Regions from separate parts of the Homo sapiens genome. Here region 1 is linked to region 2. Evidence: chromatin loops called from intact Hi-C (ENCODE). Cell type or tissue: ascending aorta. All regions are shown on one strand. Links, peaks and the distances in the headings refer to the core of each region. The heading gives the core; the rest is flanking DNA. Region 1 holds the start of EIF5A2 (eukaryotic translation initiation factor 5A2). Region 2 overlaps SLC7A14-AS1 (SLC7A14 antisense RNA 1).

Region 1 (5,380 bases), core at 253-5,252, 170 kb before region 2:
CCATCTAACGCACATTTAGCTGAGGTCAAACTCAGCCATGCTCTGCCTTCTTGTTTCAGTCGTCAAACTGTTAACCAGTATTCTTTTCAGTCTATTTATTGCCAGTTTTTGCATTGTTGTGCTTTTTGTTGGTGATTTCACCATTCAAAATGGCCCCCAAGCACTGTGCTGAAGAGCTGTCTAATGTTCCAAAACACAAGAAAGCTACAGTGTGCCTTACAGAGAGCATATGTTAGATAAGCTACCTTCAGGTATGAATTACATTGCTGTTGGCCATGAGTTTAATGTTAATGAACCAACAATATATAGGAAATCAGGTGTCTTTAAATGGAAACACACTAAAAATCACATATTAACCAATGTTGTGGCCCAGAGGCTCAGAGGAACCTAACCCTGTATTTCCCCTAGGAGCAATGGTTTAGTATTTGCCAATTCAGTGTTCTTACTGACTTCAGGAGAACTGACTGTATTTATTGAATGAGTAATGCTCAGTCATTTGATTCCAAACCCAAATCTTTTGTGAATGCAGTATATGGTGGTAGGTAGAGCAGTGACTCTGGAACCAAACTGCCTAGGTTCCAACCTTGGTTTTCCAACTTACTAGCTTTGTAATCTGGGGCAAATTGCTTTTCTCCTTTTTCCGTAACTAAAAATGCAGGTTAAAAAAGTACTGTTAATATTTGCCAGGGGCTGGGTGTAGAGGGAGGAAACTGAGAACAAAAAGCCACTAGAAAACTTTTGGAATGAGGGAAATATTCCATATCTTGATCATAGCAGATGATCAAGATATGTTTTTCAAAACTCATAAAAAGAAAAGGGACAAATTTTTCTTTATATGAATAACTTAACAAGGTTAAAAATAGAAAGCAGCAGTGACAAACAAAGGAATAATGCACATCAAAAATTTAGTACACTACCTGCCTATATAAATACTAAATACTATTAGCGATCATTGTAAAAACAATAGGGAAAAGTTAGGAGGTATAAGGAAAAGCAGAAAGAGCTAATGAACCAAGATTCTAATCTGGCTCTTTCTTTTTGGGGTGTTGGGGGTGGGGGGGGTGGTCTCACTCTGTCAGCCAGGTTGGAGTACAGTGGCCGGATCTCGGCTCACTGCAGTCTCCACCTCCCAGGCTCAAGTGATCCTCCCACCTCAACCTCCCTAGTAGCTGGGACCACAGGTGCACAGCACCATGCCCAGCTAAGTTTTCGTATTTTTGGTAGAGACGGGGTTTCACGATGCTGCCCAGGCTGATCTCGAACTCCTGAGCTCAGGGAACCCACCTGCCTCAGCCTCCCAACGTGCTGGGATTACAGGCATGAGCCACTGCTGTAATGGCTCCTTTGTATATTAGCTAGAGGCTGAATTCAGTACATGAGAGGGCAGTAACTTATTGCGAAAGTTAAATTGGACCTGTTTGAAAGATATGTGTAAACTGTAGAGTCATACAGGAATGTGAGATATGGGATTATTCATGAGACAGCAATAGGAAATCAAAGTTACCACATAAATGCGGGTGTGGGATGGGAAATAATTTCCTAGATCACCTCCCCAAGATAGGATACTGCGGTAGGTTGCGAAATGAAACTGTGAAGGGGGAGCACATCTCTTTTAAGAACCTTTCTATGGCAGTCTACAAGCTCTAGGTCAATTTTGAAGACCATCCAAGCGTTCTAATGTGCCAGGGTTAAACCCCAAACTCTAAGGAATGCCAATGCCAGGAGGAAAGAATGGATGAGTCGGCAGAACACCTCTCTGGACCCACAATGCCGTAGGAGTCAGACACCCTTCGCCTCCACAACTTCCCAACAGCCTTTGGTGTGAGAAGTGGGTTAATTCATTTCACTGCTGGCTTGTTAGCTGGCGGACGCTTCGGGAGTTCCCACCCCAGGGAGCAGTGCTGACTCTACAGGGGCATCCGGCGGCAGTCGCTGCCAAAAATCTCACCAAGGGGTGAATGGGGGGTCCTCAGGACCTGCGGTGCCGAGCTGGGTAATAAAATACTGCACCTGAATTCTTCTTTAAGGACCAGGAGGAGGTTCGAACCCCAAGAAAGGCTGCAAGCTGAACCAGAAGCTCGAACCCAAAGTTCGCTTCACAGCCAGCCACACTGGCACTCGCTGAATCTGCGCGCCTCGCGAGTTCTGACGATCGTCATGTGATAACTGCCACGCACCTGATGGCAGGGGCCATTGGGTGCTTTGCTTGGTTCCCATTAAAGTCGACTGCGACCCGAACGCAACAAACCTAAGAGTTGGAAGGCGCAAGTTCCTCTGCCAGCGAGCTCACCCTCGGCAACCAGACTGCTGAAAGTGCGCTCCACGCCGGAAGTGCACTAATCCGCAGCACGTGGGGTTGCCAGGGCGCTCTTCACGTGACTGGGCGGAGCCTCGGGAATCTGGTAGCCAATGGTAGCCCGAGAGGGCGGTGCCTGTGACGCTCCGGGGCCTATCCCGGAAATAGGGCTGAGTGGGGGCGGGTAAGGGCGGGGAGGCTGGGGTGTGGAAAGTGTGGCGGCCCCGCCCCGTCTCTTGGAACTGCCGCGGCCGCCACCGCCGCTGCCGGCGCCGCTGCTGTAGGGGACCAGCGCGGGTGCGCAGACGAAAGGCGCTCTTTGCCAGCTGAAAGGTGAAGACCTGGGGAAAAGCTGGTGGGGAAAAGCTGGTGGGGATGGGGCCAGAGTGAGGCAGGGCCGGGGAAGGCGCCCAGAACTGAGCGCTGACCGAGAGAAAGAAGGAGAATGGATGGGGGAACAGAGGCGAGCGCGGGACCCGCCGGGGCTCAGGCCCTAGTGGGGCCGGGCCGGGCCGAGCTGAGCCCTGGATGCCGGCAGAACAGGGGGCGCCTGTGCGGCCGCGGCGGCGACGTTGAAGGGTGGAGGGCGGGGTGCGCGCCAGCTAGCAGAGGGCCGGGTGCTGCTGGCCAGGTTCTGTTACCCCGCATCCTTCGCGGGGACCTGCGGCCTGGGCTGGGTCCCCCGCAGTAGGGTTCGGGGCGGCGGCCGAGGGCTGGGCGGCGGGGGAAGGTCGCCGGCTTCTGCGGTGGGGCGATGGGGGCCGCAACCTGCTGTTTCCAGCACGGAGGAGCGCCCAGGGCGGGTGTCCCCACCCTCAGCGAGCTCCTCTGCGACTTCTCATCCCACCTCCCCAAGCAGTAGCTGGAAAAGTTTGTAGAGGCCAGAGTTAGAAAGTGGCCACTAGTCTAGGGTGGGTGTTCCTTACATGCAGAAATAACGGGCCCATGATGCTTGGCACATAACTTGTCCGAAATGAGACGTTTCCCTGCCTACATACCCGTTGTTAAAAAGCAAACACAAACTTTTTGTGTAGTTCCCACGGAAAAACTACCATCTCCCCTGCCCACCATGGCAGACGAAATTGATTTCACTACTGGAGATGCCGGGGCTTCCAGCACTTACCCTATGCAGTGCTCGGCCTTGCGCAAAAACGGCTTCGTGGTGCTCAAAGGACGACCATGCAAAATAGTGGAGATGTCAACTTCCAAAACTGGAAAGCATGGTCATGCCAAGGTAAGTACCCTTGCAGATCAGGCTTTGGCTTCGGCGTTGGGACTTTGATCATTTGTATTCCGTTACAGATCATGAGATTTCTATACTTAAAATTTTGTAATAAGCACTATTTTTTCCTTCCCACAATTACTGGGTAATCAGTTATTACGTTGAATACTTAAAGGTAGCATTCCCTTCTTGGGCCCTTACAATGTTCATTAACTGGGAACTGAAACTTTCCTGAATCCTAGTGACCTATAAGATCTATTTAGTTTACAGATGAGAAAACCTGTTCTAGCAATTCTAAGAAATCTACACTTTATTTTTCTTGTGTAATCTCATAATTGAATCACTGGTCTATATTGGGTCTTGACATGTCGTGATACTGTTTAGTTGTTTACTGCCTCTTAATTGTAAGACCACTACATTTTTTTTTAAGTAAAATTAGATGACCTTGGAAGGAGGAGAAAAAGAATCTGTTGTAATCAGCATTGGTATTGTGCTCTTGTGTGTGTAATGAGTGATATACTTGGCAGAGATTAAACAGGTTTCCTGTTCTCCTCTGTTAGGTTCACCTTGTTGGAATTGATATTTTCACGGGCAAAAAATATGAAGATATTTGTCCTTCTACTCACAACATGGATGTTCCAAATATTAAGAGAAATGATTATCAAGTAAGCACTGATTTTCTTTAGAATGTTGCTTGTTTCTTCAAGGTGCAAATACTTTGTACTATCAGTAATAATTTGACAAAACCCAAGAGTAGTTTTGTAGGTTTTTCTAACCAATTATTAGGCACCAGCTATCTTAGAAATTGGAGAAATAGTGATGTTTAACACATGTACTTTTCTAGGATTATTGCTAGTTTGCTATTTTTTTCACATTCTTGCATTTTTTAAAAAGTCAAATACTTATTAGTGTTCTCAGGCCAAGTGACTGCATATTGCAATTAAGTCCAATGTTTAGTAAAAGTACTATTCTCTCTGTTGTAAAATATTTCTTGTTCTAATTTAAAACATCCCTCCTGGATGTTTTGTTTCTTTTCACTGATCAGACCTGAGACATTCAAGAAACTACTGAAATTCATGTTCCTACCAAGTTTTTGCATTAATGAATGTTAGTCAGAACTTGACATTCTTAAGTAGAGAAATAAGTTGAAAGCCATAAATATAAAGGATAAAGTACCTGGTCACTGAGTATGGTGAAGAAAACACAAAAACTATATAATTGGTTAAATTATACTTAGTGACCATGCTATGACCTTTTGCTAAATTATGTATGTAAATTTCAAGTTTTAGTTCCAGTTATACATTTGGGTAGGTCATATTTAATGATAGCATTTTGTTGTTTGAAGTATTGATGATAACAAAATAATTGACCTTATAGGATGTGGAAGCTCAGATTACTTATAACTAAAGCTTTTCTTGAAAGTCTTCAATTTCTGTATCAAGCATACCATATATCAAACTCATTTCTGCTCATTTTACATAGTGAAAAATACAAAGTTGACACTGGTATTTGTTTTATCCGACTTAAACTGATTTTTTTCTGTACCCTTTGTTGTATTGTATAAATTTCTTTTAATGTTGCTATCAACTGCACTTACGCAATGATTTCCTTTTGCTGTTTGTCCACATGCAAACATACTTTTTTGTGGTTTTAATCTAGTAAACACTTTTATATTTTCACTTTCCTACTTGTCATAAATGTTTTCTAGGTTGCTTTGAAGTCTTTGTAGAAATTTGAATTGTCTTGCAAGTGGGTTTTTTTAACCAGGTAGATCTGGGTTTGGATCTAGTTCTGTCACTTTCTAGTTGGATGATTTTGGACAAGTTATACACCTTTCTGAGCCTGTTTTCTCATCTACAAAA
Region 2 (5,380 bases), core at 276-5,275:
CAACAATGGATGAATGGATAAAGAAAATGTGGTATACATACAGAATAGAATATTATTCAACCATACAAAAAGAATGAAATCCTGTCATTTGTGACAACCTGGATGAATCTGGAAGACATTTTATTAAGTGAAATAAGCCAGATGCAAAAAGACAAATACTATATGATATCACTCATATGTAGAATCTAAAAAAAATTGAAAGGCTAGGCATGGTGGCTCACGCCTGTAATCCCAACACTTTGGGAGGCCTAGGAGGGAGGATCACTTGAGATCAAGAGTTCAAGACCAGCCTGGCCAACATGAGGAAACCCCCATATCTACTAAAAATACAAAAATTAACTGGGCATGGTGATGTGCACCTGTAATCCCAGCTACTCGGGAGGCTGAGGCACAAGATTCACTTGAACCTGGGAGGAAGAGGTTGCAGTAAGCCAAGATCATGCCACTGCACTCTAGCCTGGGTGACAGAGTGAGACTCCGTCTCAAAAAAATAGATATCATAGAAGCAGAGAGTAGACGGGAGGTTGAGGCAGGAGGATCACTTGAGCCCAGGAGTTTGAGGCTGCAGTGAGCTATGATTATGCTGCTGCACTCCAGCCAGGGCAACAGAGTGAGACCTTACCTCTAAAGAAAAAAAAAAAAAGAAAGAAACAGAGAGTAAACAGTGGTTACCAGAGACTAGAGAGGGGAGTGGGGAAGAATGGAGAGAGAGTGGTCCACGGTACAAAGTTATAATTAGATAGGAGGAATAAGTACCGCTGTTCTATTGCACAGGAGGGTGACTGTTACAAAATAGCTAGGAGAGAAGCTTTTGAATATTCTCACCACAGAGAAATGATGAATGCATGAGGTGATGGATATACTAACTACTCTGATTTTATTGTTATACAACATATATATGTATTGAAACCCTAAATTGCACACCATAACTATGTACAATTACAATGTGTCAAATTTTTTTAAAAAGGCAATTGAACATATAGTTGACTTTCACTTCAGCCAAAGATGGAGTAATAGGGACAGGACTTACTTTCCTCCTGAAAAAAATCTGGAGAAAATATATGAAACAACCAAGACCATGGACATCAGCAATGCAGGACAGTAATTCCTATGGACAGTTGCCCTAGGTTACCGCCTGGAGAGAATGTCCAAGCTGTGCCACAGGGAAGTGGAAAGCAGAAGGGCCCAGTGTTCTCTCTGAGTGGAGGAGATGAAGCAGGGAGTCTGGGAAGGTGGAGTCAGCTGGAGTTCTTGGGGCAGAGTTGCAGAGAGGAAAAATCTGCATGCTAAGGGAACTCCAGAGGTCTGTGGAAGGTTCCCTTTGGGTCTTTAGCTCCATACTGATTGGCACATGTAAGATAAGAAACTATCTGAGGTCGGTATACAAACCAACCAACAGGATTAGAGGGAACATAGCTGAGGCTCACACAGAACCAGGAATAATTTCTGATCTACCAGCCACAGTACAAAACCTCTTAATTCACTGGGCATCAGATGGTGTATTGAAAAGGTCTTTGCCTCAAAAGAGGAGCAAAATTAGGTCTAGAATAAATGATGCTCTGGTCTCACCTAAAGAAAAACCTTAAAATCAAGACCCAGAAAGATCAAAGTGTGTCTAGATAACTTAATTGTTAGGACAAATCTCATGCATGTTTATAGGAATATACAAATATTCAGCACTCAACAAAGTAAAGCTGCCAATGTCTAGCATCCATTCAAAAATTATCCAGCATGCCTCTTCCTCAATCCATGTTTTCAGTTCTGATCCATCTGTTCCATATTATTTCCAGCTGTACCTTAGGTAGCAAATGTTAAATGTGTCTTTCCTCTCTGCCACTTTCTCTGAATTCTTAGCAGCTTTCACTAGGATTTTGAAACTGCATTCCTGTACCCAAAGACCTCTAGGCCTCACTTGGTTTCTCTCCACTCTCCTGCTAACATAGCCTGAAGCCACCTTTTAGAGAGGATACAAACAAAAACAAAAACCCAAAAACAAACCAAAAAAGGAATGTTGTAGGCCCCAGCAATTTCTTGGTGTAATTCATTTACTAAGAACTGCTCCTTTGGGGACGAATAATCCAGCTTGTCTGACAATTTCTATGTATTATATGCCACTCAGTACAAAGTGTAGTAGTTTAATGACAGGAAGATTTGTGTTGTGAGTAATCTGAGCAAATGTTCCTCAAAGCCACAAGAAGCTTAGGGTTTAAAGGCAAGAAATTTGGGAACGTTTTAAATGTGACTCATCCAGGTAAATAGGACCACAAATATAAAATTCAAAACACATGCTCTAAAAATATCCACATCTTCACATGAAGCATGCTCTCCTTATGTAATAAGGCATGTCTTTTAGATATTTTTCAGAAAGAATCTGATTTCATTCTTGAGAAAAGCTATTAAATTCTAAGATCTGTGCTTTGTGTGATCTCAGTCTCCTGACTAAAGCCTCAGGCAATAATAATATATCAAAAACAAAATCGGCATTGAAAAGATTTTAAAATAGAGGGAACTGCAATAATCTCTTCCTTCCTGGAGGCAGGTCTCTCAGGCTAGGGATGGAGTCACAGGATTCACCTAGAAACGCTTGGTATCCTTGGGATGTCCTCTTAGGTAAGAAAACAAACAAACATCCAAGTATTTGTCAGATTCCTACCACGTGCCAGATTCTGTGTTGTGTGCCAAAGGCTTGGAATAAAATGAAGCCACGCCCCAGCCTCGCAGTTAGTGATGCTCTTATTCAAGTGGTTTTGGTTTGGCTGCCTCTGACACTTTATTCCATGTTGCCTAATAGTTTTAAAAGCCCCTATTTTATAGTCAGTGCATCTTTCTGTGGGTCCCCAGAGAAGGGAAGACTGTGAGGTAAGGGAAATACAGTTTCTTCCCTCCTCCCTCTCTCTCCTCCTCCTTTCATGCCCTTCTGGGCTCTCTGACAAGGGCTGTTGTGGGCGGGGGAGCTCGCAGCGTTTGAGGCTTTAGTTTTAAATTCTGTTCAGGTTTTCCTCTAAGTACTGCTCTTCACTGTGTCTGCTCATAACTGAGTCTCCCCACTTTCCTGGCTCTGCTTATTCTTAGAGCTCAAAGGCCCCTAGGATCACTTCTTCTGCCCCAGCCAAACTCAGCTCTCCCCTCCATTTTGATGTACCAGAAACAACTTTCGGTCCACAAGAAACAGTGGGTTTGTTTGGCAAGTCCCAGGACACTGGGGTATGGCCTGGCAATCAGACCCTGCTGGGCTGGGCTGTGAGTGGCATGTGAATGTGAACGCTCCTACCATGAGCGGCATCAGGCTGTGTCCTGCTCCTTCCCCTTCTTTCCTTTGTATATAGTGATCCCTGTCCCTGGAACTCTTCTCTCATTCCTGCCTACTGCCTCTATTTTCACCTAGCCAACTCCTTTCTTCAAATGTTTCCTCCTATAGAAGTCTTTGGGGGTTAGGTAGTGTTATGGACTGAAATGTTTCCTCTGCTCCCAAATCCATATATTGAAATCCTAAACCCCAGTTTTCAGAATGTGGCTTTATTTAGAGATAGGTTCTTTTCAAAGGTAGTCAAGCTAAAATGAGGTCATTAAGGTGGGCTGTAATCCAACATGACTGGTGTCCTTATAAAAAGAGAAAAGTGAACACAGAGCCGTGCAGAGGAAAGATGATACAAGGAGACACAGGGAAAAGACAGCCATCAACAAGCCAAGGAGTGAGTCTCTCACAGCCCTCAGGAGGAGCTAGCTCTGCCAACACCTTGATCTTGGACTTCTAGCCTCTAGAACTGTAAGAAAATAAATGTCTGTTGTTTAAATCGCCCCACCCATGGTATTTTATTATGGCAGCCCGAGCTGTTGCACTTAGCCTCTCTGAGCTTCAGTTTCTTCATGTATTGACTAGGGGTGATAATTTCTATTTTATGGGTGGATGTGAGGATTGAATGAGATGATATATATGAACATCCCTGGATAGATGGCTGTTCTGTGCACAGGGACAGGCAGGGCATGTCTGCACAGCAAGTGGGGACTGAAGCCAATTTGGGACTTATTGATCATCAGGTGCCTATGGGACATCCAGGAAGACACTCTAGTAGCAATGGCACATACAGTGCTGGGTGAGTGCCAAATCCATGTCAACTGAATTCCTTTATTTTCCCTGTTCCCCATTTCTCTCTCCCTCATTTTCATATGTGTAATCCAACAAGGCTGATGTTCTCCACACCGCCTTTCCATCTCCACTCTTCTCTCTACTCCTTATAACCTGTCAGCACAAACAATAAAATGTGTATGTATCTATCTATCTGCCTCTATTACCTGGGAAGTCATTTACTTTATGAAAAAAATAAAGATTGGAAACCCATGGGGCTTATGGAGGATGTAGAGAATGTTTGAATGGAGCAGGGCTTCCTTTGTGTCACAAAGACGATAGTGGGTGGTATGGATGATTTGTGAGGTTTTTGATGGTACTTACCATGAGGAGACTTGGGGAGGCAAACCAACTCATTTATAAATATGAGCTACTTCCTTCGAACATTTTATACTGAGACATGTAGATAGAAATGCCTCAGGCATGAATTCTTGGCAATTTAGTTGCTTCTGGGTTTTAGAGAAACAAATTTAAGTGCATTAAATGATTATATCTGGGAAATTATACCATACTGCTTTGAAATTAAAAAAAGCTCTGTCATAAGCTCAACATGTGTAAGTATATGTAAATGCGTGTGTTTATGTGTGTGTGTGTGCGTGCACACACATACATGTGTATTTGTGTGTTTGAATAAGAAAGTAAACTGAGGGAGAGGAAGATACTTGATGTTCGTTTATATTCACTAGTCTTTTATCTCAAGCTGAAATCTTTTTTCTTTGGATACCTGTGGTTGTCTGATCACCACAGGTGTTAGTGAGAGCTAACAAAATGACCAGAGAGAAGAAATATAAAATTATACAGAGAAAAGCCCAGACTAGACTTTCAAATCTGACCCATTCCATGATGTATTGCCTTTCACAGAATTATGAGCCATAGCATGTCATAACCAGGAAGGACACCACTGTCACCTGGTTCAGCTCCCTCATTCCAAGGCAACGATGGGAGGAACAGAGAAACAAAGCGATCTGTCTAAATGACCCATGGAAAAGCAGTGGGGCAGCCCCATCCAAGCCTGGGCAGAATTTCATGCTGTGAGGCCACTGTGTAATCCACATGAGGATCTAGGTCAGAGGTGATGGGTTTATGAGAGGGCAACGCTTCAGTGTGGCATTTTAATTTATGAAATTGAAGCCTACTTTGCAGTAAGCAACTCACCAGCTGCTGAAGCAGGGCTCCAGTAGCATAGAAGGTGCCTTCATGACAAATTAGAAAAAGGCACCCCCTTCAGGCATATGACACAGGAGAGAGATATAC

What was found. A loop is a pair of places that touch in the nucleus more often than their neighbours do. Peaks named below come from ENCODE experiments on the same cell type or tissue, not always from the same donor. Only the 100,000 strongest peaks of a DNase experiment are listed, where the experiment ranks them.
Region 1: a loop joins it to region 2, with 3 times the contacts of the local background. A loop is called at or near these places in 1 of 110 quality-filtered maps.

The regions. Positions count from the first base shown.
Region 1 is chr3:170,905,792-170,911,171 of GRCh38, reverse strand. It overlaps EIF5A2 (eukaryotic translation initiation factor 5A2), which reads left to right and starts at 2,535. Exons shown (of 5, transcript NM_020390.6): 1 at 2,535-2,629; 2 at 3,331-3,530; 3 at 4,079-4,183. The coding sequence starts at 3,366. RefSeq lists a silencer at 2,875-3,014. In ascending aorta, for the core only: a CTCF peak has its summit at 2,645; DNase peaks (open chromatin) are centred at 1,611 and 2,431; H3K4me3 peaks cover 2,492 bases; H3K27ac peaks cover 1,417 bases.
Region 2 is chr3:170,738,765-170,744,144 of GRCh38, reverse strand. The region is part of intron 5 of SLC7A14-AS1 (SLC7A14 antisense RNA 1); the gene reads right to left. Among named protein-coding and RNA genes, the nearest start is that of RPL22L1, 130 kb to the left of the region's middle. In ascending aorta, for the core only: no CTCF peak of the experiment used is centred there; a DNase peak (open chromatin) is centred at 2,714; H3K4me3 peaks cover 793 bases; H3K27ac peaks cover 2,105 bases.